Linked DNA regions of Homo sapiens: region 1 is linked to region 2. Evidence: read pairs that join two places in POLR2A ChIA-PET (ENCODE). Cell type or tissue: GM12878. All regions are shown on one strand. Each heading gives the region's core, and the rest is flanking DNA. Links, peaks and the distances in the headings are about the cores only.

The links. Peaks named below come from ENCODE experiments on the same cell type or tissue, not always from the same donor. Only the 100,000 strongest peaks of a DNase experiment are listed, where the experiment ranks them.
Region 1: POLR2A ChIA-PET joins it to region 2 with 10 read pairs; 6 of 35 experiments call an interaction of 5 or more read pairs at or near these places.

Annotation. Positions count from the first base shown.
Region 1 is chr2:190,577,334-190,592,839 of GRCh38, reverse strand. The region is part of intron 4 of NEMP2-DT (NEMP2 divergent transcript); the gene reads right to left. It also overlaps a transcript of NEMP2 not described here. Among named protein-coding and RNA genes, the nearest start is that of NEMP2-DT, 50 kb to the right of the region's middle. RefSeq lists an enhancer at 9,431-9,600. In GM12878, for the core only: no CTCF peak of the experiment used is centred there; DNase peaks (open chromatin) are centred at 8,769 and 9,469; H3K4me3 peaks cover 813 bases; H3K27ac peaks cover 1,373 bases.
Region 2 is chr2:190,656,609-190,672,114 of GRCh38, reverse strand. NAB1 (NGFI-A binding protein 1) reads right to left here. Exons shown (of 10, transcript NM_005966.4): 4 at 12,120-12,957; 5 at 1,656-1,789. The coding sequence starts at 12,938. Among named protein-coding and RNA genes, the nearest start is that of NAB1, 15 kb to the right of the region's middle. In GM12878, for the core only: no CTCF peak of the experiment used is centred there; no DNase peak of the experiment used is centred there; H3K27ac peaks cover 188 bases.

The DNA of each region.
Region 1 (15,506 bases), core at 6,671-11,670, 79 kb after region 2:
TGTGGAAAATATACCAAGCTCTAAATCAATCAAGCACATTTATGCTAGGCTTTATTGCTCCATCTGTATTGGGTGGATACAGCCAACTATTCTCATCTGGTTGCAGTATACTGAAATTTGGGAGCCTTTCTAACAAAAAAGAGCCTGTCTCTAGGTTTTGGAGGGTAACATACACAACATAAAATGAATGAAGCCATACAAAATATTATAGTAGGTAAGGAAATTATCATCAAATATGGGGAAAACACTATCTCCCTTATGAAGTTTTTGTGAAGATAAAAAAAGAGAATATATGTAAAGCCCCCAGCAAAAAGTGTTGTTGTTATTACCCTTAGTTTCTTTATTTCCTGTACTCAGTCAATTATTTGGCTTTCACATTCCAAAATACTCAGATCTGCCTTGCATCCCCTTAAAGAGCAATCAGGTGATTATTCCCAGTAAACAGATGACTTGACTTTTCTACATCATTCAATGTAGGGATGAGAGTGAAGTGTAGAGAAGGGAGAACAACATTTATGGAACTACTATACATACACTTTAGATTGGTTATCTCCTTTGATTTCCATAACTCAGTGAGGTGATACCATTTCAACGGTTAAACTGGATTTCAACAGAGGTTAAACTTGGCAGTTACATAACCAGGTCATTGTTAATGGCAGAGCTGAAATTCAAGCCCAGAGCTATGTGTCTCCAAAGCTTACTTTTCCCCCCTGCACCTCTGGGGGAGGGGTCTGAGCCTCACAGTGCATAGAATACAGGACTATATGCAACACTCTTAAACACAGTAGAGGACCCCAAAAGCACTTTGCATTCTCAATTTTCTTTTTTAATTGCAAGAAGAATTAATCATTTCCTCCTCCATATTCCCATTTAACATTTTGTAGTTCTTGGTTTATAGGCCTATTTATGATTGCCCCCACTAGCCTGCTAGTTTTTCATGGGCAAACATTTTAGCATCTGTGTATCTTAGTGTCCAGTAAAATACCTGCAAATAGTAGACACTCAACAAATGCTTATTGAATCATCCACAGATTCCCTAACAACAATAATGTGTTATGTCCAGTTGCTGGCCTGCTGGCCATGGCAATTTTCAGGTCTGTCTGTGGGCTTTCTTTAGTCTCCAGGCCCTAATCCTCACAAGGTTTCCATGAGCAGTAGCTATCGCATGTGTGTGAAGACATGTGAAAAACTGTATATCAGAACTGTCACATATTGACTAGTATGAATAATCACTTTTGGAAGTCATGCTTTATAGTGACCACAGAAACCTTTGTTAACAAATGAGAAAACAGCTCTTTTACTTTACCTGAGTTTGAGTGCATGAAAAGGTTCTGAAGGGCAGCACACACACACACGCACACACACGCAGAGCAAGCTAGCATTATCCCTACAGTACTAGGAACCTTCTGAACTGTAATCTCATTGCATGGAGGTGGAATCACAATAGTAAACATGAGAGGTGCTTTCACAACAAATTCTTTGAACATATTCATAGCTATCAGCAATGATATTAGACTCAATTAGGCAACTCTGATTTGAGCTGCAGACAATCTTTACTGTAATTAGTTTCTTTGTTGTACACATTGTCACCACTGAGGAAGGGTCATTAAGTGGCACACTCTCCTATAAGTCATCACACCCTGGACCCTCTAAGTATGATGGCAACTGGCAAAGAAAACACAAAATTTCTCCCCCTGCATGGCAATACAAGGGGGGAACAAATAGTGCCTGAATCCTACTTATTTCCTTTTTTTGTCAAAATGTTCTTAGTATGATCTTGCTGAGTCCATAAGAGCATATGTCACAAAGTTATCACTGTCAGTTTGGGCACACTAGGCAGAAAGGTAAAAAGCAAGCCTCATTCTGTACAGCTGTGTGCTGTACATGTTTTATAATCCAGGCTGTTCTTCATTGTGGGAATATAGCCAAGAACTATGAAGATCTGATATTTTACCCTACTTGCAAGCTAACAAGTTAGCCTGCCATAGTTTTATGAATTCTGGTAGAAGAAATAAGGAAATAAGAATAAGAATCTGGTTAAGACAAAAGGCTTTATTACTCACAACAGTTAGCAGATGAACCAACCAGACTGGCTTGGAGTTGCCATTAGGAGAAAAATAAAAACATCATGCCCAGGAATATTTGGGCAGAGTCCTGAATTTTTAAAATAAGTCTATATAACTCTCACCTCTTTGCTCCTAATCATTACTCAGGAAGCAACTGAGAGTAAATGATCCCTTCCCAGTAAGACTGGCATTGAATGATCAATTGTCTTACTAAGGTGTGTTGATCAGGAGAAGGTGAGGGAAGAAGAATAGGAGATGTTAATGAGGAGACCATTCCAATGTTCCACAATACCAGATGCCCACAGATGGCTCAGTTGACGAGCATGGAAGGTTCATCAAATAACTTCAACATCAGCACACTGTTGAATGACTTTTGTGATAAAAGGCACACTAGTGTCAGACTTCAGATCATTTAGACAGCCCAAAACATGGCATGGATTAGTTTCAAATGCCATAATGGTGTGGCCAGAATTGGATGATCAACTGGAACAAAAACACCATAATCTGGAAAAGAGTCCACAGCAGTGAGGTCCCATGGACTGTCGTGAGAGGGAATCAAAAGTCAAATGTCAATCTGCCATTGCAGGTGGGTCAATGCCCAATGTGATGTGTCCTCCCTTTGTTGCAACTTTTGGCAGAAGTTCCAAGTCTGGCATGCAGTCATAGCATCTGCATCAGGAGCATAGAGACCTTTACTTTGTGCCCAGTCTGTGACCATGGATGTGTTTCCTTGTCCATTATGGTGATGGACCCAGGCAGCAATGATGGCAATCTGGGCAGAACAGGCTTAATCAGCAACCTGAGTCCTGGTACTCTATCAGAGACTGGATTCTTGTCATAGGCTTCATCCAGACAATTCCTTCAGCAGCCACAATTTATCTCCACAGTTTGCAGCCCTAAATAGGGGTATTTGAATTGGCCAGTCTTTAGTTTCTAAGTGGCAGACCAAACAGGTAGGCCATTGGCAATGGCTCGAATCAGTAAAAAATATAACAGGGTTCTTCAAGGATAGCATTGGCCAGAGCCATGAGAACAGCTTGAGTTCTGTCCATGGAGTGGAGCAACCTCCTTCATTTTTGGTTTTGTGTTGCTGACACTGAGGTTGAACAGCCACAGCAGCCCAGTGAATACCACCAGGTTTTGGCTTAATTGAACCAACCAGGCCCAGGATTCTAGGGAAACTGCTGTGAATTGAAGACCTTGTAGAACCAGTGACATTGCTTCAGTTGGCAGTGTGGATAGAGTATTCCCCCAAAGCAATAGGTACCAATCTTACTGGTAAAGCCTAGATGCTACTGAAGTCATGCTGGTTGTGTTCTTAAATGTGACATTTTCATCACATTTGACTAGTGAAGCTTATTGGGTCCTTCCCCACTTGTCAGTCATTGAATCCAAAAGACTCACCCCAAAATAGGAATATCACGTCAGAAAGGCACAAGGCTTCCAAGGGTCAGGCACTCAGTGTTGACAAGAGCACATAGCAAGCTAATAGCCACTTTTTCAAAAGGGGCATTCCTGGTAGCTGCATCAGGGAGGTGATGAGTCTAAAACCTCAAGGGGGAATCTCTGGGTAGAAATGACCTCCTTTTGCTAGAGGCTCCAGTCAACAAAATCATCAGTCAGAGAGACTTGTAGTCCAGAAGGGTCATTAGGGTGATGGGGCCCCAAAGTACAGAGTGTGTTATAACTTGCAGGATAGCTTCCAATGCAGCTTATTCATTTGGGTCCCACTCAGAAGATGCTGATTTGAAAGTTAGCCCATATAAAGATATTCAAATAGAATTCTCTAGTGAGGTACATACTGTCTCTAATACTTGGTAGTAGGGATCAAAAGAGAGCAGTTTTTCCTTGACTACGAAAGAAATTGAGTGATATGTATCCAACCACATAGTACTGAGAAACTTTTCTTGGTCAACAGGCCCGTGAATTTTGTCAGAGTTTATCAGCCACCTCTGATAAGGGTGACTAAACTGAGGCTTCTGACTTGCCAATCAACAAGCTGTCATCTATATAATGAGGGCTTTGGACAGCTCTTCTCAATTAGGATAATCTCTTTTCTGGCAGTTATGGGACAGGCAAGTACAAGCATCAATTCCTACTTACATTGTGATGTGGAAGCAGCAGTAACAGCACATTGAATTGGCCCAAAGGACCCCATCCACAAGGTCAGGCTAGCTTTCTTTCCCCACTATGAACCCTGCCTAACCCCACTAACTGAATTTGCATGCCTTTTCCTCCCACAGGTCTAGGTAGGTTCTGTATTCAACAGAGTCATAAAAGTTTGATTCTCTCTCCAAGATTCCCCGCCATACTGGGATGAATGTGTATGGTCTTTCATTCCCCTTGAGGACAGGAAGACCTTGGCCCCATCTCTAATCATTTTTCCTTAACCTAGCTTAGGTCAGGGGAAGAAAGAGAAAGAGACAGAAAGATTGAGAGATTATTTTCTCATTATCATCCACCAACATTTTATAATCTAGGCCATTGAAAGCCTGGATCCTAGTCAATGCCTCATCTCTGGTTCCCCACAGGAGTTTTTCTTTTTCAGGAAAATCTTCCAAAATAGGCCAAAGTTCCCTTTTAGCCACCAGGTCCCACTGCAAAAATGTCTGAGACTTTCTACTGCCATCTCCAACTGGATTTAAGATCTGCGTTAGAGATTACAGGAGGTTTTGAGCTATAAAAAAGCCCAACTTTTGCCATTTTTTCTTAATAAGCTTTACTTACCCAAAGCCTCATCTGCTAAGCTAACCAGCCAAAGTTCCAATGATTTGTCTGGGTTTTGCCCACACTGGTAGGTAGATTTTCCTCCTTTCATGCTCAGTGTAGATGTGTGTCTCTAACTTGTCTGAAAGAGAGGAATCTTAGTGCTGGCTGTTACAGTGGGAGAAATTTGAGGTTGACCCCTCGGCTGGTGAGGAAGTTCCCTCACCCAGAGCAAAGTTAGCAACAAGCAGCGCACTATTTGAACAACTATTTCGGAGCCTACTTCCTGATACTCAACCTGCAGTTCCTACAATTACCTTCTCAATTCCTTCTCACTAGCAATAGCAGTAAAGTAGAGGACAATTTATTCCCCAGCTGGCCATACAATTTGGTCAATTCACTACTAAGTCCTATGAACGTCCCCAAATCCTATTAATAGGCTTGTGGACTACTCATCTTTCCTCTTCCAGAAAGCCATGTCTTTGTCAGCATCTCACCATCATTACCAAACTGTGAAGAACTGTGAAGAGTCTGACCTTTGCCCTACTTGCAGACCAAGAAATTAGCCTGCCATAGTTTCATGGAAAACCCAAGATTCCAAGATCAGCGATGAAGAATGGCTTATTACTCACATCAATAGCAATAGCCAGAGTATCCGTGTTTTTGCCTTTGTTCCTCAAGTCCCAATTCCAACAGGTGGCACAGAGGGTCAGGTGACATCATCCCTTGCAGCAGCTTGGGTTACAGGAGGAGAACCTGAGCTTAGGGAAACTGAATCTTTTATAATGGTCAGTAAGTACGCCTGCCCTTTGCTCCAGAGAGAGACACTAGCTCCAGCTTTCAAGGCTCTTCACTATACAAACATCCTTTTACAGGAAGAAAGAGCAAGTTGGTGCTTTGCTCACAGGGTGTGCAAAAATGTGAGAGATCCACAGAAAAGTGTCTCGATCAGGACAGAGAATTATCTAGCAGCAATGTGGGAGTGGCACTTGAACAGCCGGTGACTGGGAATTGAATTAGCATCTCATATCATTGTGTGTACGATGTACATGGAAGTGGTGGGAACTTATGTGATTACATAAATAAATTTTCAACCTTCCACAAGAGATGAAAATGAAAATTCTCACAAGAGGAGAAAGAACCCGAAAATTTCTACCTCAGGAGGGACAATAGAAGTCAAGGCATATATTTTTTAAATAGATTAAATTCAAGCGCTATTGATAATTGTTGAATCAGGATGATAGGTATCTGTTAGTTCCTTTTACTATTTTTAACTCTATTTTTATGTGTTTAAAATTTTTTCTAATAAAATTTTAAAACATTTTTAACTAAACAATTTGAAGTAACAGAATTCTTCATTGAAGAGATGGTGCTTAGGATAAAAACCTCTTAGTTGGGGTTGGTATTGAATGTTTCTCTCCCCGAAAATCTCTACTATAGTAGAAGGAAGAAAAATATGTAAACATTTTATCTACTGATATAACCAAAACTGAAAGTTTTGTTTTAGAAATACTTGATGTATTTTAAATATGGGGACAAAGATCTGAGATGAAAGAATGTTAGACAATCACATTAAATTTCACTAGATGACTAAGTGCTATACTCAACATGCTAAAAGGATCTAATACATGATCCATGTATCACTCAAGTTCCAGTGATCACTGAGAGAACAAGGAGAATGCAGGTCTTGCAAATGTTTACAACAGACTGTTTATATATAAACAAAAAACAAAACCAAAACGAAACTGACTTCGGGGGTACTTAGCCATTCATTCATCATTGAGTATCAATCACATGTCAGACACTGTGCTGGGTGAGTGAATCTAAAAAGAATAGGGTTAGACTTTATTAAAAAAATCATGATCTTCAGTATTTTTTAAAAGTTGTATTGTCCTTATATTATTGCTAGTTATTGTATGATTTAGGCATTGAATATGTTTTTGAAAGGGGAATACAGAACGAATTCTGATAGGTGGCAGTTGGTACAGTTCTGAACTGATGGAGAGAAAATGAAGAAAAACCTCACCAAGCTTAGACAAGGGATAGAAAAGTTTCCAACAACTCTCTGTGTGGGCAATAAGCAAACGGTGTGTCTAGGGGACATTAACCTAAGCTATGATTATAAGATGATCCTCTCTGGGTTATTTGTTTGAAGCTCTACAAATGGAATCCATTATTGACTGGTTCCTCTGGCCCCTGTTTTGTAACTGCCCTAGAGCCCAACAGCCTGATGACTGTCGCTGGATCCAGAGGGTCCCAAGGAGAATGCAGAGTGCCTGGACTGCTCCTCAGCCTGAGCCCCATATCTCGAGGAAGGCAGAGAAGGATCAATAGGATCGAAATTAGGAATCAACAGAAAGACTATGATCCTTTAGGGAGATGATACCTGAGAGAGGATATGACCAAAACTCTATACTCTTTGTAGGACCTCTATGGTGAGGCCTGGCTGCTGTATATGGCTGTACCAGTTGTACTTTGCAAGGGCACCTAGCCAAGGGCATGACATGGGGGTGGGGGACTAGACTGGGGTTGAAATCTAGCCCATGCTCCTCTCACTGAGCCATGCATCTGGCATAAGGCTGTATCTGTCCGAAAGAGGGAGCACCCATTCTAAATTAAGCACCCAGAGTGGGTGCTGTTTCTTATCTGCATAGAGGCCTGTATGGGCTAGAGGCAGCCCTAAAGTGAGAACATATTCAAATCCTGGAATGCTAAAATTCAGGGGCACCCATTGAAATTCTATGTAAGTAGTTTAAAGATAAATAAAAGATGGCATTACTTTATACAGTGGGTAGTAAACATATGGAACTCATTATCCTCAAGATGTTGCATAGTCCACAAATATAAATAGGATAAAGAAAGATTTAGATAAATTCATCCTTGTTAGATTCATATGAGCTGCTAGAGCATTGTTAGAAACACACAGGGAACGTTTCCAAATGCTTTCAGGGAAAATACCATGTTTGTCTTTAAAATGTCCTGCAGTGCCTGTGCCATGGACTGAACACAGCAAATCTCTGGTTATCCAGGTTTCTCAGGGATATCAACATCTACAGTAACCAAGCTTTCCAACTGACTGGAAGTTAAGCTAGTACATTATGTCTCTTTCTTTCTTTCTTTCTTTCTTTCTTTCTTTCTTTCTTTCTTTCTTTCTTTCTTTCTTTCTTTCATTGTTGTTTTTTGTTTGTTTGTTGGATTGAGTCTTACTCTGTCACTTAGGCTGGAGAGCAGTGGTGTAATCATAGCTCACTGTAACCTTGAACTACTGGGCTCAAGCTATTCTCCCACCTCAGCCTCCCAAGTAGCTGAGACCACAGGTGTGTGCCACCACACTTAGCTAATTTTTAAAATTTTTTTTGCAAAGATAGGGCCTTGCTATGTTTCCCAGTCTGGTCTTAAATTCCTGGCCTCAAGTAATCCTCCTGCCTGGGCCTCCCAAAGTGCTGGGATTATAAGCATGAGCCACCATGCCTGGCCATATTTTCTTTATATTAACAAATTGTGTAAAAGTCTTTCTCAGCAGTGGCATGAATTTTTATGTGCTCTTACACAAGTTTGACAAACTTAACATTTTCTTGAGGACTTGGAGCTATCATGATGAACACCCATAATTGTACTGAGTATGATTTCTTAGGAGAAAGTGATTTCTTAGGACCCAGGACATCAGCTGAGATTTGCGGCACTATTTGACCATGACCTGGTTCCAGGGAGCTATGGTGGATTTTTCCTTTGATTTCTTTCAGTGTTTATGCTTGCTTCAAAGAAAATTTTTGGTCTTCCATGTTCTTCAGGCTTCCATATTCCCTATTGTGAATGTGATTGCAGAAAAAAACCTTTCACTCTTAATTTGCCACCCTACCTCTTTGACCTCAGAGGAAAGCATTCTACTTTCCACTTTGTCATGTCATCTCAGTGTGAAACAGACCTTCGCTTACTTCATTCTAGCCCCCAGAGACAAAGTTGCACTTTTAACAAGTTTAACTGAAGGCTGGGGAATAACAGAGGGGAAGCACATTTTTGTACTACTACTGCTAGCTTACTCCTGAACCCAGAGAGGCTGGAACCCACTCTCAGTCCTCAATAGGGATATGCCTGTTTAGTTCCCATCCCTATCAACCCAAACTTGGAAGCAGGCCAAAGATATCCATAACTCCAAGCACAGATCCATGGCCAGGCGCCAAAGAGGGAATGGCCTACTTCTTCACTTATCATTTATTGGCACCAGCATCTTAGTACTTTTCCTAAAATTACAAGACCAGTAAAACCATGAACATGTCCCATGGCACCCATTAGGACAATGCGTGAAAACACAACAGTCCAACATCAATACACTGTAGATGATTCAACCTGATGTGGCTCTCAGACATTGACAGTCCAGGCCTGGTTGAGCTCTACCAAGTCCAGTTCTGCTCTTCTGTGTGGTCTGTCTGATAGCAGGAGATGCAAATCTTGCCTGCACATCCTACATGAAATCGCCAGATTTTGCTTCTAAGTAAGAATATACACAAATCTCCAAATGAATATGTGATACTTTAAGTCCCAGTATAATCCAAATTTACACTTTGAAGACAATCAGTATTTATCTAAGGAAGACGCAACATGCAGAGATACATTCCTGTAGATTACAAAACAGGCGTTTAAAATCTGTTGAGTTAAAATACAGATGTTAGCCACTCAGAGTCACCCTGGCTGAAAATCACCAATTCAGAACAAGGCCTTCATTTATGTTTGAATACCTAAATGACTCATTCTGATTGTTTTCTCAAAATGAAAGAACAATCTTCCCTAAAAGTGATTGCCAGCTGTCATCTCTAGGGATTAAAAAAAAAAAAAAAAGACCTATGACTTTCAAATCACAGAGGTTGCCCTCTCTCCTTCTGCCCATCAAGTTTTTAAAAATCGTTAAGGCTGCATTTCAGTTCAAGCTCCTCTTAGGTAAGTATGACATTTAATAGATTCCAAAACACACTCTATTTTTACATTTCAACATCTCTGACTTCAGGATAGGTCTTATAATCTATGACTTCTCACAATCACATCTAGCCAAGCAGCATTCATGAGATAGTTGCCTCTTAGTTATATGAGAACTTGGTCCATTAAATAACAAGCTTGCTGAAAACGTAGTGACTTGGCTGTTAGTGTCAGGGCCTGACCAGACAGCTGCAAATCTGTAAACAATGGAACTTCTGAGGCCAATTGAGGAAAAAGTGAGGATCTGTTATTGTTAGAAAACCTCCACGAACATCTTCATATGATCGATAAAGCTCCAGAATTAAAACTTGCATACTGTGTGACCATGGTTTAGACAAAAGTCTTAAAGACTATCACAGAGCACTCTTTTAAGAAATGCTTCCTCACCCCTGCTCTTGCTCGTACAGAGTCTGATGCTCTGTAGAAAAGCACATACCAGCAACTCTGAATCAGAAGCCAACCTTCTTCAAATGTGCAGAAGTTTTAAAGAACACTTCAACTAATTTATTTTGATTAATTTACCTTCTTTGGTATGCAAAAAAGAGATAAATGATTTTTTTAAGGTCTATGTCCAAATATCTAATTCTAAGAAAGCCTTACATCATAGTTTAATTGATAGTGGGTTTTTATTCCTTAGAGGCATATAAAATAATGGTGTATATGTAAAAGGAGTATCAGTGGTCTCCCAATATTCCATCTGTTCCCTCATGTGTCCCGGCGCTCTTATAGGTAGGCTGAGCTATGTGATGAGTTCTGGCCAGAGGGATACAGGTGGAAAATGAATTATGTTATTTGTGGGTCAAAGCATAGAAAAACTAGCTCTTGATTCCAGATGTCTTTGCTCACACCACAGTAAACCCTGAAGCCTCTTATAGAGATAATGGAGCCTCTATCAGCTTATGGTTCCCGAGTGACTAAGTAGAACAGAGGCCTCAATTGACTCTCATTGCAGCATAAAATAAACTTTTGTTGTGTAAGCCACTGGTGTTTGGAGGTTATTTTTTATTATAACACACCTCTAGCATATCCTTACTATGATACAGTCCATCCAGCAACCTATGACCTCTTACATTTGATAAAGTATAGGAACACTCAGTGGAATGCTGGTAAATGCCGCACTACCAGCTTTCAGGGAGTTGGAGGGAATCCCCGATTTATAGCATTTGCCTATTTTTGTGGTGTAAATACTCCCATCATGGCCAATTTCAAGTTACCAATATGACTTTTTAGGAATTGCAAAATTCCTAAAACTTTAACAGTCATCTCTTGGGAACCAATATAAATGGGCTCCAGCACGGCACTAGACATGTACTGCAAATATCTCCCCAGTTAACATTTTTCCCATAGAATATTTATTGGTTTTTAATACCCAACTTCATAGAACATATATATCTCTCAACATATCATTTTTTGGCTATGTTTTTATAGGAAAAAATGTATATTTGCATATTTATAACTCAATAGAACATTTTTAACAAAGCAATACATAAGAAAAGAAATATAATTTGTAGAATGTCAGAATCATGTGCACGCACTTTAAAAAGTGTACATTATAAACTAAGGTAAGTTTTTCTGTCACTGGTACTAACAGAGACATCACAGCATATAAAGTAGCTATTAACTGTATCAATCCTTAGATGATCAGCAAACATGGTTTGATCATTTTACATAATAATATGGTAGTTCGTTACTTACATATACACACTTTTCTGTGTTTTAGTTACTTTTTAAGAAATTTGTTGGTTTAAAGCTGATGTGTAACACATTATATTTTTTTCCATTCCAAATAATGGGAAATAGTTTCTGGTCAGCTTTTAAAATGTAGAACATCTGATTTTCAGTAATGGATTACTGCCATTAAGTGGGAAATGTTGATTATATAAATACTAAAACCTTGAGCTCTTATGAGCTTTAGTGCATGAATTTAAAATGACATCTATTTTGCCTACTCAGGGAACTTTTTGCATAATTCCTGGTTTTTAGTTATGTTCCAGATGGACAACACTGCTGGTGAGCTAAGTTGTGGATGGTTGAAGCAAGTAATTCTTATATTCTTAGTATAGTTTAAAATATATGGTACAACATTAGTTACTATCTGTTCTGAGAAGAGAAACAGGGTGGAATCCAATTATTTCTGATTCATTGAAGTAAAATAAATAAGCGTTTGGAGAATGGTTAACAACCTTAGCTACTCCATGTCCTCAAATGTCTTTCCTTTGCACCAATATTTTAATCCTGCAACCTTCTCAATTCTAATCAGTTAGAATGAGATGGAGACCCTTCTTACAATCCTTCCCAACACTGACACTTCTCCCCACTCCTGTTATCCTGGGTAATGTCAGTCTGTGGAGGAATCAGAAAGCTATTTAAGCAAACCCGCCCATCACAATATTTTTCTACCTGTCACAGTTTGGCATTTTGCTGATAGAGCTTTATCCTGTAGTGTCTTGAAAATTTGGAGTCTTAAAGACTTCCATGGGAAAGGCCACACCTTAAATTCCTTCCCATCTGATTCTGTAGAGGAAATTAAGGCAATTTGTTGAGGTCTGTCCTAAAGAAAAGATTACAGTTTCCTCTTAGGAAAAGTCATGTTTTAAGAAGTGTGAGATCAGCAGGGAAGACGGGACCAAAACAAACTTTATCTACTTGACAGCAGAACCTGGAATTTCCAAGAAGTCCCTGACATTTACCCTAACAGACCATATTATCACCACCCTAAGGAGACTCCAGTCCAGCCCACACAGAACTCTTATATTCGCCACTAAAGAGCCAAATGATGGTTTTTAGATGGCATCACAAGGCTTCTCTCCTTTTATACTCTTAATTTTGTGATTCTGTGGATGGGGTAGTATTGATCTCATTCCCTTGATGCATTGTCTGCCCTTGCCCAGGGTACCTAGAGTTTCCTATCTGCTTTCACCTACAGCCTTGCTTCTGTGAGTGGCCTGTGGACACGCATCATCAGCCTCTCTTAGAAGTGCAGAATCTTAGGCCTCGCCCCAGGCCTACTGAATCAGAATCACTTTTTAATAGATCCCCACGTGATTCAAAGTACATTAGACTGAATGAGAACACTAAGACTCAACAAGACTGTTGAGAAGTCTTAACAGCCTTTGGAAAGCTAAGGAAGTTCTGAGGACTCCTCTACCATCTCTCAAACGGAGACCTGGGATATGTCTGAACTGGGTGGTCAACAAACATCTGAAAGTTTTTAATCACTGAAGAAAACACTTCTAGCATTCTTTCAGTACTCCACTAAGTTGGACTGGATCTCTCATAGAAATAGATAGAGGCTATTCAGGAACGACTGATAAGAGTTTCAGCCTGTTTTTATTGAATACTTTTCCCTGCTACACAACATAGCCTTCTTTCTCTATATTTAGTTTGTTTTGGGGTTACTGTGGAAGACTTGGGCCCCAAGTTATTTCTGCATTTATATGCCATACATCTTGGTTGCCCAATAAAGGTGCTAATCATGCAGTGGACATTTTGTTCCTTGGTCATTTTGTGTATTGATTATTTCATATTTATAACACTTAAATATTCAAGATAATTCTGTATTACTTAAGCACACTATAGTCCTAGAATCATAACATCTCAGAGTTTTTGCATAATTCTTCGGGCATCTTAAGTATACTGTTATTTGCTGCTGGAATTCCCCCTAAACACCCTACAACTGGTCATCTTCGCTCCACTTGAATATGTAGAATAATATGACACATATCACATTTTATGCTAACCTCTCCTAGTTTTGAACAATTCTAATTAGTAGAAGTTATTTCTCATACTAGATTAAAATCTGTCACCCATGTGTCTTTAAAATTATGTATTCATTGCAGTTATTAATTCTACACTATATTTCCTTATCTAGCTGATGTTTTCTTTCTTGTTACTAGAAAAATTGGGAACCAAGGCACAGAAGTACTATCGTAGGGTTTCAAAGGCCATCAAAAAGGACACACACACACAAACCAAGACTGGAAAGTATTTATTTCTAACTTACAGTTCTATTCACTAGACTGTCTGCCAAACAATGCTGCCCTGTGACCAACACTATGATAATATATAAGCAAACACATCAGTCCCTGGGAAAGAGCACGCATCAGGGTGTGGTAAAAATCCAGAAACTGTGTCCCTCCCTTCAGGGGTCAAATATCTGGCAAACATCCTGGGGTCAGATCAGAGGCCAGAATCCACTGTGGGGAGCTGATCCGTTCCCACAAAGGAGATTTGACTTGCTGGCAGCTGGCAATTTTCCTTTGTGAAATGGGTGTTCCTGGCACTCCATAAAAGTCCTCCCTCCCTCCGCTTTTTTTTTCCCTCCACCCCTGCACTCCACACCCTGCTGTACACACCCTCCCACTCCTATACCAATAAAACCCCTCCCTAACACACATTCTGCACACACACATGCCCCCACAACTTCCTCTGCAAACACACCCACATATCTCTCAGATACACGCCCAGGCAGTACAGGGCTTTCTGTCTCATGCCCTCAGTCTTCTCCTAGCATCTTAACACCATATATACTACCCCACACTTCCTCTTCTTTTCATTATCACCCGTACTTATTTTATTTTATTTTAATATTCCTTCACCTCATCCCGGCCCACCTGCCTTTGCTCCCTGGGCCTGGGAATGCTGGCACTGTAATCTTGTTCTGCACATTTGTAATCTGGAGCTGTCACAAGCAGGAAAGTCATCAGCCTGCATGTGCCTGCCTGTTCTTCTCCTGCAGCTAGGCTAAGAGGGAGGATGGAAGGAAGCTGGCAGGCAGTTCTATTTCTGGAAACTACAGAAACTCTTGTTTTCCCTCCTTAAATTCCCAAGGGAACCATTCCAGGCTTTGCAATAGTCACCATCATTTCTTCTTTCCTCTAATTCTGTTGCAAGTTTTCCTCTGTCCATTCTTCAGATTTACAATATGGTGTCTGTCTGTGGTAGCATCCCTCACATCCTGTCCATTATGACAAGTTACACAAGCCCAGGAGACCCCACAGAAGATATAAAGGACAATGAAAGAGAAGGATAAGATTGTTTATGTCCAACTGGAAAGTTAGGTAATTTAAATATATGTTAATCCCCTGGGATCTGTCTGTAGACAAAACATTGAAAAAATGCTGTATCAATAAAATATAGAATGTATTGGTTTATAGCATTTCCATGCTCTCCAATACCTGATAGCTTCACTAAGTTTTTTGTTTTTGTTTTTGTTTTTGTTTTTAAGATGGAGTCTCACTCTGTCACCCAGGCTGGAGTGCAGTGGTGCAATCTCGGGTCACTGCAACCTCCACTTCCCAGGCTCAAGCGATTCTCCTGCCTCAGCCTCCTGAGTAGCTGGGACTAAAGGCATGCGCCATCACACCCGGCTTTTTGTATTTTTAGTAGAGGTGGGGTTTCACTATGTTGGCCAGGCCGGTCTTGAACTCCTGACCTCAGGTGATCTGCCCGCCTCAGCCTCCCAAAGTGCTGGGATTACAGGTGTGAGCCACTGCTCCCAGCTTCACTAGGGTTTAAAAGTGATCCTCTTGGGCAAATAATTTGCCACAGTTGCCCAGCTTTCTTGTTATTCCTTGGTGAGGAGGATGATAGTTTAGCTAAATAAATATTAAGAAAAATGAGGGTCCTTTAATCATTCCATAATAAGAACATGTGAATTTTTAAGAACAGCCATTATTTACGTGAACCTAAATATTACACATAATCTATGACATTGCACTGGACATTAAGCGAAATAGATACTGTTTTTGTTCACTGAAAATG
Region 2 (15,506 bases), core at 7,116-12,115:
TAACATATTTTAAGGTACATTTAACTTTAAAGGAAAGGTGAGCCTAGGCACAGTGGCTCACGCCTGTAATCCCAGCACTTTGGGAGGCCAAGGTGGGTGGATTACAAGGTCAAGAGATCGAGACCATCCTGGCCAACATGGTGAAACCTCGTCTCTACTAAAAATACAAAAATTAGCTGGGCATGGTGGTGCACGCCTGTAGTCCCAGCTACTTGGGAGGCTGAGGCAAGAGAATCGCTTGAACCCAGGAGGTGGAGGTTGCAGTGAACCAAGATCGAGCTATTGCACTCCAGCCTGGTGACAGAGCAAGACTCCGTCTCAAAAAAAAAAAAAAAAAAAAAAAAAGGAAAGGTGAAGGTAAATACTAGAGGAAATGGCTAAAAATCGGTGAAGGCAGTTGCCTCTGGAACATGGAACTGAGAAGCGGGAAGGCAGAGCACAGGAACCGTTGAGTTTCATTGTTAGCCTTACATGTTATACAACTTCTTGAACTGTGGACATGTATCACTTTGATTAAAGAAAATTATTTAAATAAAGTACTCAGAAAGAAAATAGTGTATAATACAATGAAGAAAATTAAAAATCAGCGAATCAGCTCTTGATTATCCAACTCCAAAAAAAAAACCTTATAAATAATCCCATAGAATGTTGCTGTATATTCTTACCCTGTTCACTTAGTCTACATGATTTTACTTGTCAGTTATAAATACGTAGGTACTGACGTAGGGCAGAAAATGAAACTGCTGTGAATTAGGAAAAATAATGGTAATGATGGCAAATGCCTATAGTGCTGGTTTTCAAACTTAGGATGCACAAGAATGCTCTGGGATGCTTGTGAAAGTTCAGATTCCAGAGTTCCATCCCCAAAGAATGTGATTGATTAGGGCTGGAAAGGGTGCTCAGAATGTGAATTTTCAACAAAAACTTAGAGTTACTCTAATGCAGTGGTCATCTGCATCCAGAGAAACAGTGGCAGGCACAACACAATGCGGGCTGGAAATCGGGGTCTGTGTGGAATCAAGTGAACAAAATCAAATGGTCCTATCCTGTAGACAATGCTTATGGCTCAAGTAAGGATAGGGTGAAGAAAAATATGCTGTGTTTACATTAAATTTTGAAACCACCATTGCTTTTTAACATCACGTTTTATTTCAAACTTGTGTTCCATAACCCATGTGCTAGTAATAGAAGTATCTTTCAATTTTCCCTTAGATACTAGTCAATAGAGTCGTTTTACATATTCAGCTAATCTCATCAGATTCAAACACCTTGCAAAAAGGACCATTCTATTTCCTCAGAGTTCAACAAGTTCACGTAGTTAGCGGGTGTACAAATACGTCTATAAATGCTGTCTGACTAAATCCCCTCGTCACACTCAAAACCAAAGTGTGTGTATGAGAGAAGAATGTTTAAAACCACTACCAGAACAATGCTATAGTAACTAGAGAATGATGCCTTTCAAAAGAGAACAGTGAGAATTAAACAACAAAAATCACCTTGGCAATGTTTTCAAAATCACTGCATTGTTTAGTTTCATAGAACAATAATCATACTTCCACTTTTTCAGAAATGCTTATATTCTATCAATAGATGATGTTTCGAACTCTACTTCTCTCAAGCAATGCAAAAATAATGACGATTAGTTAAATACTTACTTGGTGGTTCTGTAAGTATATTTATAGGTGACTTCTCGAGAAATCTGTCGAGCCAAGGCAAAAAGCTCATCTCTTCTTGTCAGCAGGGCATTATCCTTCACACAGAGTTGAGCAGCCGCTTCATTAACAGTGAGCTGGATATCCAAAACAGAGTTTCAAAATTAAGAACATTTTAATTTCATCAAAATGCAAAAGGTTTCACTTAAAATATAAGAATGTTACACCATTATATAATGGAATCATTATTCATAAAAATCAGAATGGTATTTATTCCTAATTATTCCTAATGCCGAATTTCAGAAGAAAACCAACTCATCTGCCATCTCACAGAGCCCAAATTAATCATAATAGTCATCTTGATTTTATTTATTTATATCCTTTTTTTGGTTAGATAGGAGAGTTTATAGACGACAAGGAAAATAAAAAGTAAAAAATATTCTGCAACTCGCTTATAAAAAAACCCAAAATATTAGAATACAGGATTTGCTGACACCATTTCTCTAACCAAAAATGAATGTAGATGGTCTGACAGATTTTTTATGAACTGACATGAAAATTCTTAAAAAGGAATCAAGACCATATGATTTTAAACATTTATCAAATCACTTAGTAAAAAACAGAGTTATCATATACTAGGGCTATATTGGAAAATCAAGGTGTTGGACTAATCTCTAAGATCCATCTAATTCTACCACCCTTTCATAATTCAGTAATTATTAAATATTGCCAATATAGAGTTGCTAGTTGACCAAACACTTTGTACTAAAATTTTGTTACCCTAAACACAAAATCTGTAATTGTTTAACAAACTAGAAATTTTTTCACATAATTTTGTCAATAGATATAGGAAACTGTCAAGAGGTATATCAGACTTTTTTAATATGCAAAAGATGTACTTAGCCAAGGCATGATGATTAGCAAAAAGAAAATGGGACGTGATGGCAGACAGACCTGAGGAGAGTCCTGCTTCATCATTTACCAGCTGTGACTCTGGACATGCAAAACTTTTGAGAGGCTTGGTACTTGGTATTCTGAGAGGCAAAATGGGATAATATCACTATCCCAAAAGGCTCTAACAAGATGTAGATGAGGAGACACACCTGGCATAAGGTTGTGGTTAGTGTTAATTCTTGTTTTCTTTTCATAAGAAATCAGGTACGGCAGTACCCCCTTACCCACAGTTTTGCTGTCTGAGGTTTCAGTTACCTGTGGTCAACTGGGACCCAAAAATATTAAATGAAAAATTATACAAATAAACAATTCATAAGTTTTAAACTGTGTGCCATCTCACTCTGTCTCATCCAAGTGATGAATCATCCCTTTGTCCAGTGTATCTACACTGTCTATACTCCTGGCTGTCAGTCACTTGGTGGCCATCTCAGTCAACAGATGGACTCTTCTGATATCTCAGTGCTCATATTCCAGTTACCCTTATTTGACTCAACAATGGCCCCAAAGTGCAAGAGCAGTAATGCTGGCATATTGTTCTAATTGTCCTACTTTATTATTATTAATAGTTATTGTTGTTAATCTCTTGCTGTGCCTAATTTATAAGTTAAACTTTATCATAGGTATGCATGTATAGGGACGAACAGTATATATAAGGTTTGGTACCATTTGCAGTTTCAGGCATCCAACTGGGGGTCTTGGAATGTGTCCCTCACAGATAAGAGGGGACTACTGTAGTCACCCTTTCTCCCTACCCAGGCATCTCATCTTTATTTAGAATAATTTTTCTTACTTAAAATTTTTGAAAACAAAAATAAATAGCATGCAATCATTCCATCCAGAATGACAATATTCTAATATACATTATTCCAATATTTCAGTGTACATATAAACATTAAGTATATATGTACATACAAATTTGTAATCTACTTTTTTCAGTTACATATGCTATATTTTTCATTTCTACCGATGTATTAAGGCAGAGACGTGGCTTGTTTACATTAGCATCTGGCATGGGCTGGAAGTTCAATATATATCTGTTGACTGACGAATGAATTGAAAAATCCTTTATAATATCACTTTTACTACCCACACATACAATATTCCATTGTAGAAAACAACCATATATTATTTAAACTACCTTCACTCTGGACATCAAACTACCTCCAGTTTTCCATAGACTATTTAAAAAAAAGCTGCATAAGAGATTCTTAAATGTGTACCTTTGCACACATATCCAATTATTTCTTTGCAATAAATTCCTACAAATAGACCAGTTAGGTCACAGGGTATACTAAAATTTTAAGAAATTTATACATTCCACCTAACTACCCTCAGAAAAGTTTCTCTAAATCATAATGCTGTCAATAATTACATGATGAGTCCATTTCCTACAATCTTGACCAACACTAGTTATTATCTTTTTAAAACTTTACCAATTTTATATTTCTAAAACAGCATTTGGTTGTAATTTGCATCCCTTTGACTATGAAACTAAAGGTTTTTCTTACATCTTTGACTCATTACAATGTTTCATGTTCTTAGAACTTCAGGAATTCTTTATTAACAGCATTAACTCTTCATCATATGTAATGGGATTTTTTTTTAAGTTTGTCATTAGCCATACAGTTTCTATGCCTTGGGTGACAGGCAAAGAAAATCTCTTCCTACTCTAATAATATATAAATGTTCCATAATTTAGTCTAATCGTTTTACTTTTCCCACCTAAGTATTTAAACCATCTAGAATGTGTTATGGTACATGGTATGATATAGATATTTAACATCCTCCTCCCCAAATTTATAACTGTAATTTATATTAATTTGTTCTGAGACAATTAATTTGGCCACTGACAGCAAGTTATAATAATAAACCCAGGTCTCCTATTTTAAACCCATAGCTGAATATGAAAGCATAATTGAAGGAAGAATTTATTTTCAGCCTTCTCCACTCCTCCTAAAGAGTCATCAATAGATAAATTCCTCCCCTAAGTGCCTTTGAAAGGCACAATGTTATTGGAGTTAAAAGTGAAATGTATACTTTAAATAATGATATTCAAAATAAATCAGTTTCAGCATGGCAGTAGCTAAATGACCTTGAAGAGGATTCTCAAATAGCTTTTTATGTAGCGATTTATTTTTCATATTAATAAATCTAAATTACTAAGGAAACCTCTGATTTTCAGTAAGATGTTTTAACTGACAACATTTCAGAGGTACTAGCTTATGCACAAACACAGAAAATAACTTTTCAACATAAACTGAAAACAATATTCTAGTATTCCTTCTCTTACCTTTCCAGAAACCAAGAAAAATAAACATAATGCATTCATTGTCACTGAATTCAGGCTCCCACAAACCAAAAAAGTAGACTAAACTCCAGGCCCTCAGGGAACCTGGTAAAAAACTGAGGCTGGAGAAGTAACTCTAGCTCACCCCCAAGTTGTAATAAAAAGCTGATTCATGAAGCCTCTCCCTTAAAAACACGTGTTCTGTCAGAGTTACCTAGATTTCATGCTCCCTAGCTGCTAATAATGAACACATCAATAACTATCATGATATAATTACAAAAGAAAAATGAAAATATTCCCAAGCAGTTGGGAAAATATGAAAATATTCCCGTCACTTGCAGCAGCACTGTTAGCTTTTTCTGAATGCCAATACTCTAATTTTGTTAAAAGGATAAAGTAACAAGATATTCTCCCTTACTGGTTTACTTATTTCCTCCATTTCCTCTTTTTGTGGCCCAAAATACCAAAATTCCACCATATCTTTATGTGAAAGATTTCTTAAAGTTCGCTTCCTTTTTCTTTTTTTTTTGAGATGGAGTCTCACTCTGTCTCCCAGGCTGGAATGCAGTGGCGCAACCTCAGCGCCCCGGGTTCAAGCGATTCTCCTGTCTCAGCCTCCCAAGTTACTGGGACTACAGGCATGTGCCACCATGCCCAGCCAATTTTTTTGTATTTTTAGTACAGACGGGGTTTCATCATGTTGGCCAGGCTGGTCTCGAACTCCTGACCTCAAGCAATCCACCCACCTTGGCCTCCCAAAGTGCTGGGATTACAGGCGTGAGCCACCATGCCCGGCCTCTTAAAGTTAGCTATCTTTTATAACCGGACTTAAAAACTGGACTTACTACAGTTATCTTTATCCTTAAGAAGAGTGGTTTACTGATTCCTAAAAAAACTTTCTTTACAGGTTGTTAAAATTATAATCTCCAACAATTAAATGATTGTGACTTTAAGTACTGTTGGCACAAAAACACTGTGAACAACTGTGTGATAGGGAGGCTCAAAAGGCAATCAGGACTTTCATTTCCAGCACTGGGAGGGCTAGGTACCATTACTGGCCCCTCTCAGAAAAAAAAAACTAAAAATGTTAAATAAAATAGGGAGGGGATCATCTTTTAAATGCTCAATGAGCTGATGAGAATAAGGACATTGAGGCCAAAATTAATGAGTACAGTACCTCAAAGAAGTTTAAGTTAGGGACAGTCGCTAAACTTGATGAGCTTGAGTTTCAATCTTCATGGCCTCATGGGGTTGAGGAGAATGGGAAGGAAAAAAGAGGCAAAGCCCACAGCCCATCAGAATTGAAGAGTCTAAGATGCCTCCTCCATAAAGCTGAAACCTCACCACACACACCCAATGTAAGGCTGAATTAGAAATACGTCTGTACCCCCAGGAGAATGCAAAGAAAATTATCTGTCTTGAACCCTAGTAATGACTGGGAGAGAACAGAAGATACTCTCTTAAGATTTCATAACCCCCAATCAACCATAATTCACACTAAGTGGGCTGAGAATTTATTTTCATAGGGTCTTAGATTTGTAATGTCCCCAGATGCCCAGTAAAAAGAAAAAGCAAATAACCTCTAGGGAATTCACTTTCTTCCCGGGACTCCAAATGTTCTCACAGTTAAAGTTCCAAGAAATATGAATTCACATAAATCATAAAACATCAAAAGAAACAAGGCAACAAAAGTGAACACTAGTAGAAACAACAGACAGCAAAATCAGACCCTCAAAGACTTCATTTGAAGAAACAAAGGGATTTGAAAATACGACTAAAAAGCAGTACAGTAAAAATAACCACGAAACTTGAGAATCAGGAGAGGAGAATTGGACAGAAACAAGATTTTAAAAGTACACAATAAATAGCAGAATAACCACTAACTTTTTTTTTTTTTTTGAGATGGAGTCTTGCTCTGTCGCCCAGGCTGGAGTGCAGTGGCATGATCTTGGCTCACTGCAAGCTCCGCCTCCCAGGTTCACGCCATTCTCCTGCCTCAGCCTCCCGAGTAGCTAGGACTACAGGTGCCCGCCACCACGCCCCGCTAATTTACACAAAGGTATCTTTAATTACTAAGGGAAAACCACTAACATTATAGAATTTAATACCCCAAATAAATAGTAATTAAAAATGAGGGCAAAATAAAGATATTTTCCAGTAGGTAGGGAAGGACAGAGTTTGCCACCAGTAGGCCTTCATTAAGAAAATCCTAAAAGAGCTTTCGATAGAAGGAAGCTAATCCCAGATGATAAATCTGTACAGAAAGTATATCAGGGCTAGAGGGGAGATACAAATAAAATAATGGAAAAAAATCCAAAATATTAGTCATATAATAAATGTACATGGACCAAATATTCCAGTTAAAAAACAAAGCATGTCTGACTGGGTTCTTTAAAATCCAACTGATCAGTATTTATAAAAGATATATATAAAACATGGATTCAGAAAGGCTGAAAATAAAAGGATGATATAAAGATATAATAAGGAATAGACCAGGTGTGGTGGCTCACGTCTGTAATCCCAACACTTGGGGAGGCTGAAGCAGATAGATCGCTTGAGCCCAGGAGTTTGAGACCAGCCTGGGCAACGTGGAAACCCTGTCCCTACAAAAAAAAAAAAAAAAAAAAAAAAAAAAGGAAAGAAGAAAGAAAGAGAGGAAGAAAGGAAGGAAGGAAGGAAGGAAGGAAGGAAGGAAAAAAGAAAAGAAAGAAATTAGCTAGGTGTGGTGGCACATGCCTGTGGTCCCAGCTACCCAGGAGGCTGAGTGGGAGAATCACCTAAGCCTGGGAGGTCGAGGATACAGTAAGCTGTGATCTCACCACTGCATTCCAGCTAGGGTGACAAAGTGAACCCTGTCTCCAAAAAAAAAAAAGATATAAAGATGTAATAGGCAATGACTAACAAAAAGAGAGCTCATGTATTTATATCAACATTAAAGAAAATAGCTTTCTAAAGCAAAATACATTATTAAAGGTTAATAAGATTACTGCGTAATACAAAGAGAAACAGACAACACTACAATCAGTAAAATTTTAGTACACAACTCTTTTTACTGACAGAGCAAGCAGACAAAATAATAGTTAAGAATATAAGATTTGAATGACAGAATTAATAAGCTTGTTAGAACAGACACATATAGAACACTCTACTAACAACTGCTTAAGATATCGTTTCCAAACGTAAAAAACACAGACCACAAAATGAATCATAACTAAACTCTCAACAAATTTTAAAGGGTTGGCATCACACAAACCATGTTCTCTTGCCCTCAATGTAATTAAGTCAGAAATCATTAGGAAAAATAAGGAAAAAAAATTACTCATATTTGGAAATAAAGAAACACTTTTAAATAACACATGGTCAGAAATCATAAAAATAATTAAAATTGAAAAATAATAAAATAACCTCATAACAAAACTTTGGGAATAACACTGAATCAATACATAGTGAAAATTTATACTTTAATTGCTCATATTAGAAAAAGAATGACTAAAAATTAATGAACTAAGCACCCAAATTAAGTTAGATAAGAACAATAAAATAACTAAGAGAGGAGACAAATATATACACGTGTACAGCACAAGCAAGAATAGCAACTAAGCCCAGAGTGGCTTCTTCAAAAAGATCAGAGGTTGGCAAGCTTTTTCTGTAAAAGGCCAGAGAGTAAATATTTTAGGCTTTACGGGCCAAACAGCCTGTGTCACAACTACTTAACTCACCATTGTAGCTCAAAATCAGCCACAAACAGTACATAAATAAATAGGCCCAGCTGTGTGCCAATAAAAATTTATTTATAAAAACAGGAGGTGAGTGAGACTGGGCACACAGACCCTAGTTTGCAGATCTCTAAAAAAGAATAAAATTGGCAAACCTTTGGCAAGGTTGGTCAGGAGCTAAGGAGAGATAAGTGTACAATCAATATTAGGTCAATATTAGGTCTTAAAAAACTATAAATAACTTTACGCCACTAAGTTTGAAAACTCAGATGAAATGGATATTCTTAGAAAAATGTAACTTACCAAAATTGACTCAAGAAATAGACTACCATAATTCATTTTTAAAAATCATCAGAAGGAAAAGTCCAGCATTTCAAGTGTTAGATGCTGAAATCTATGAATTCTGAGATTGAGAGTTCAGAATAAAACAAGCTAACTTAATAATGTGACCACGTTTATGCGGTTCTCAGATTCAGCATTCCTCCTCTCTCAAAGGTGAAATTGCTGGCCTCCTCTGAAACACTCAGCCTTGACTTCTCAGCACTATAATGGAAACTGACCTAAGCTTGGCATCACTGTTTATTCTATAGGCCTGGGTCCTTATCTTGGTAACCTGCTCAGCACCCCAATTCCTGCAGAGTTTCTTCTGCTCAGCTTACAGTTACCCGCTGACTACATTCTCCTCTTCTCCTTCCTATCTTTCTAGAGCTCTTTGACTGGAAGCTGCTATCTGCTGACAAATATTCTGTAATGCCAAATTATCTACCTGCTTACATTTCTGAGTATTACAAGTTTCTACATTCTCTATTGCCTTGCTGTTCCCAAGTTTTAGTTGCTCTCTCCTCATCCATTCACTGATTTAACATTAGGGGTACACTGCTTGCCTAGTTTACCACCTACTATCTATTAACACCCCTTATGATAGATGCAACATTGCCTGCTGGCTTTTTTCTGATATCGCCTCTGGGTTTGTCCCTTGGCACCTGCCGAACACCAGCAAGGTGTGTGGTTCTAAGCTTCAGCCCTCACTCTCTTCACAATCTGACACCTATAAAACAGACTGTACTTAGCCAGGCTGTAGGACTATTGCTGATTCTTTAGCTTAAAAAAAAAAAAAAGAGGGGCTTAACAATAAGTCATTCCATAATTCTTTACGGTGTACATTTGGAAACAAATTATGTTATTATAAATATATAAACAAATATTTTCTTCTTCTTACAAGAAAAATAATCTTATGTACTTGAACAGTTGAAAAAAACTTACAGGTATAGATAGCTTCCTGAATTTCATCCACCAGTGACCTACATACAGCTCTATGTCTTGAAAGATTAAGAGAACAGTATCCACACAATTTATATGAAGAAAATCCTCAGAACAGTGAGATTAAGCCAACAATGAATTAAGAGTAAGTCATGTATTCCTTATGTGGAAATTGAGTACAAACTAGCAACATTCTTTAATCTCAGGAACTTAGAACTAAAAAAACTTCTGCTAATTTTAAATAATCAGGAGAAAAAATACAAAATTCTCATAATACCTAAAAGATATACCTAATAGTACCTTCTTTCAATTCCCCCAGGATTCTGTAATTTCTTCCAAGATCTTGGATAGTTACTAGTTTTAAGAAAGCTTCCTGATTCACAAACATTTATCCTAAACTATATTATTGGACCAGATTCACATACTGGAGTACAAGTAACAAGAAGGCCTAAGTTAAGTTTCAAAAACACAAGCCACAACTTCCAAAGCCCCCACCCCCACATTTCAGCCTACTGGCATTCATTTTGAGTATTTCCTTATTTTGTGAAATTCATGGTCTCATCACTTAAATATCATATGTACCTACTTATCTAAAGAGGCAAAGAGCCCCTTAGCAAAAGCTAAGTGTAAAATAATTCTTTTTACATTTTTTAAAAGTAGGGTATGATTTTTTTTTAAGTCAGGTTAACTAGGTTTGTTAATCTTTTAGAAATACTTTTACTTTGATAAAAAACACATGTATTTCGACTCAACTTTGTATTTCATCTGCTATGTTTTAAAAATTATAAGAAAACTAGGTTAAAGCATGAAACTAAAATTGCCAACACATTTTGCCTTTTGTTTTTCTACTAATGACAGCCATATAGCCCTTTTAGTGGATTCCTCTACTGGTTCAAAGGATACTCCCAAAATAGATCAAGTCACAGGCTGGCTATGACTTAAGTAATTCTGCTAACCAATTATCTGATCTCAAGCTCCAACATTCATGTCTAAAATCATTTATTTAAAAAGATCAGGCTAGGTACAGTGGCTCATACCTGTAATTCCAGCACTTTGGGAGGACAAGACAGTTCTATCAGTTGAGCCCAGGAGCTTGAGACCAGCCTGGGCAACAATGGAGAAACTCCCATCTCTATGAAAAACTTAAAAAATTAACTTGGTGTGGTGGCACACACCTGTTGTCCAAGCTACTCAAGAGGCTGAGCAGGGAGGACTGCTTGAACCCTGGAGGTCCAGGCTGCACCCACTGCACTCTAGCTTGCGTGACAGAGTGAGACCCCCATCTCAAAAAAAAAAAAAAAATTAGCTATGACATAGTCTTTTTAACTTTTGAAAACGCATTTATTTTCCAAGCACTTATTGTGTACATTTGACTCTGGGGATATAAAGATGAAGGAGACATTATCTCTGCCTTGAAGAAACCCAGAGTATACTGTGAAGCACAGACCAGTATACAAATAAGTACAATAAGAAGTTAAAGTTATTGTGACAAAAGTATATGTAGGGATAAAAATGGAAAGGAACGGTCATTCTACTTGAAGGAAAAGATTACAGAAAACACAAGCTTATTCTTGGCTGAGTTTTAAAGATATGTGTTGACCAGATAGACAAGAAAAGGAGTAAATGCCAAAGTTTATACACACACGTGAAGTATAATGTTATATGGACAAAATGTTATATCTATACACACATATACACACACATGAACTTAAGCAGACTATGTCTAGAGTACTATAAAGATAAAATAAAAATGTTTAATGCCAAACATCAAACCAAAACAATGTTCAAAGTGAGAATTCTTCCAACATTCATCTAACTGTTTTCTATGCTAGCTGAGAATTGCTTTAAGTTCTTGCTATTTTTATGAAATTTTTTCTTTAAAAAAAGCCTACAAAAATGTTTTTTAAAAGTTATATTTAAAACCTAGTTTTATTTTTTAATTAAAAAACAAACAGCCTTACAAATGCAAAGACTTTACGCTTTCACTGCTTAAATTCTGACATTTTTCTAAAAGTCACCTCGTACTGTAGTTCCAAAGCTCAAACATGTTCAAGTTCAATACAAATATACCCTGAACACAATAAATATGGTCTATTTTCACAAAAGTGCTACATGTTGCTAACACCTCAATGTTTTTAATACTGCTTTCAGGTAGTGTATCACATTTGTGGCAAACTATTACCAAATTTATCTCTAACGACTAGCAACATGCCACATACACACACAGAAGGAACAACGCGGGCTTTGTACCTCATGAAGTGTGAGATGTTTCCCATCCTTCCTCTTTGAGTCAAATCTGCCATATATTGCACTGTATTTCCGAATTTCCTCCTCTTTGTGTGGATCATCATCGTTCATCTCAAAGATGTGACCAATCATTTTGGCCAACTTCTTGTTGGTTTTTAGCAGCTCTTTCACTTCATTCAAGTCACTTTTTGGCAGTGTGGGGGCCATCCGCTCCACACACTCAGCCACAGAGAGCGCAGCAGCAGCATCCAGCGCCTCACTGCTCTCCTTTGGGGACGCGGGGGAGCCCAGGTCTGCTGGGGAGAGGCTGTGCTCGCTCTCAGTGGCATGGTGGCCTTGCCAGAGTCTGGACTCACCAACACTCTGCAGTGCTAGGCTCCCAACCACATCTGACTTCCCCTGTCCCAAGCTCTGCACACAGGTGGTGGCAGCACATTTGGGGATTTTTAAATGAGGTTCCCGGGCATTGCTACTCCTTTCATAACTACTGCAGGATATTCCCAGCCATGTTGGTGATCCCTCTGGTAATTTATAGATGGGTATGCTACTGACAGGAAGGGAAGTCAGTGGCTGATTGAAAAGCCCAGGGTTTGTGACCCAGTCTCTCAAAGCCTTCTGCAGCCTTCTAACATGAAGGGGCTTGCTAGCCATGCCCACGAGTGCCATGATTTCCAAAAACTCCTCTTCTCCTGCTTCACAGAGTTGCTGGACATCATCACCACCTTGTTGGATAAAGGCATCAAAATAAGAAAGTAGATTGGCTTTTTGTAATATTCTATACAGCTGCAACTCCCCCAGGGTCCTGGGTAAGGCCGCAGCCATTACTCTGGATGGGTTTAACCTGCCAAAAAAAAAAAAAAAAGTAAAAACTCATCATACTTGCTTCAAACTCCTTACACCAAATAGGTTACACTACAGGTTTTAAGAACAAAAACGAGAAGCATCTGCATCGTGACTGCCTGTGAAGGCAGCATTCTCTCTACATACTTTATCTCATTCTGAACTCCTAAAAACCTTATAGGTCAGTAACTAAACTGACGTACTTTCCCAAAAGAGAATAAATGGTAAGCAGGAATCTGGAGGTTCAAACCAAGGATCAAACCAAAGGTTCCATGTCCCGTATTTTTGGCTATATACTTTGCTACTGCCAAGGTTTGGACGCAGGTGGAGTGAAAGATAGTCAAATTTAGCAGGAGGTAAGAAGCAGAGTATGCTAACCATTTGCTGAATACTTACTTTGTGCCAGGCAATACAATAAACACTTTACATTACGTATGTCTAATTCTCACAATGGCCCTGTGACACAGGTACAGTTATTCCCATTTTATAGAGAAAAAATGAGCAAGATGAGTCTGGCAGGCAGAGGAAGATAGATTTCAGTATGAATTGGAGGTGAGAAATAGAAGGTGTTAATTTAGGAATCAAGAAAGAAGAGGTAGAGAAAAGTCAAACAAGTAACTGACAAGACTTGGTGATCACTTAGATCTAAGTGAGGAAGGAAGTTACTCTTTATTGACATTTATTGATGAAGAAAACAGTTACCATTTATTGACACTCTGTGGTTTAAGGGAAGAGTTACAGGTGACTACGAGATTACATCTGAGAGTTCAGAATTCTAACAGGCACTGGAGACACAGAAAAATGAGGATGATGGGATTCCCTTTCAAACACATGGCACTCGCACATGGCACAGGGTAGAAGGCTTATGTAGAATGGCCCTGCATGCAAAATAATAGACTAGAATCTAACTACGTATCAGGGAGAGGGCTGTAGGATAAAATAAGGAGGGTGGGTGATCACTCCAAAGCAGCAGCAGAAAGCCTAAGACAGAGCCAAGGAAGAAACATACTTTTTGAGCCCAAGCAAGACAAAGAAGTCTGTTTTTAAAGAGACAGAACAAGACTCAGCAAAGTACTTCTTGACCTCTTAGCAGCCTTTAAAAGTTGTTCACAGTTGCCTGGAGACCTCCCACATACAAAGAGGAGTTGGCCAAGTACTTCCATTTAAGAGAAACAAATAAACTTGTTGTAATCAAATGCACCCTTAGGATTAAAAGTACCCTGTAGCCCTCTATGGAGAAAATAACAGAAGGCTAAAAGAATATGTGCATCAGAGAAAAATGGAAGACCCACTCTCAACTCTGACAGTATGCAGCAATAGTTAACTGGGACGTCCCTGAAAGCCAAGAAGTCACTGAACTTGGGACTTTTGTTTTATGCCACCAATCAGAATGCTACACAAAATTCTAGTCTCAGTCACTCCAAGCCAGGAGAATGGGTGTCCCTACCACTCTAAGCACTGACTACCGGAAGTCCCATCTCCTGGAACCTCTGTGTCATCCACATCTGTTTTGACTTCCGCAAATTTTATGTCTCTTTCTTTGCAAGGGCTAGTATGGGCATAACCAGGTTACCTGATGACTTCCCAAAAGACAACAAAGGCTGAATTAGGGCCCAGTAGCTTCTACTAAAACCCAGGAAATCACCTGGGGTGCTTTTGAAAAATACAGTTTCCCAGGTGCCTGAGATGCATCTCAGGAGACTTCCATGATTAGGCAAATATGACACACTGCACAAGATTCCTACTTAATAAATCCTCCGGGCACCACAAACTCCTACAGGTACTGTGATGACCCAGGTAATTCTTTAGGTCAACCTTCACATTCATGCCACCTCAGTCCTCTGGATAAAAACGTTCTTGCATCTTCTAAATCACCTAAAGGAGGCTCTGCCTGTCCTCCCACTCCAGGGAGAATCTATCATCCACCTGGGCACTAACTCACAAAAACAGAGCTCTCAGGAGTTACAGACCCAAGTTTAGAGCTATATTAAACTACACTATACCAAATAGAAGGGCTGCTATAAAGTGTTGGAGGTGGAAGAAAGGACATTTACTTTCCTATCATACACCTCGTGCAATTCCTCCATAGGCTTTCAACGCAATACAGAAAAAAAAAGTACATGTGTAATGTGTATATACATACACATGATCAAAATAGACTGTGGAAGACACAGAAGCTCCAAGACATGGGGCTTCTCAGTAGTACACACACTATCTTTTTTTAATAAGAGGACTGTAACTTTGCAAGGTTTACAGGGTGATCAATTAACTCAGCATATGTGCTCCTCACATTATGGAATAGAGCAGAGATTACATGAGGAAATCTGGAAAAATACTTTTAAATCTTTTTATGAGCAATAAGAAAAAATATATGTTAGACAAATACAAAAGAGAAACTTAAGAACTAAAAGACTCAAGCTTATATTTTATTCTTCTGAGATAAGGCAATGATTTTAGAAAATAATTTTCAAGTTTTATCCTTTCTCATCTTTACCCACTTAAAAAAAAAATGAAACCCCCTAGTTCTTAAGAGAAAGCCCTCTGCATGGG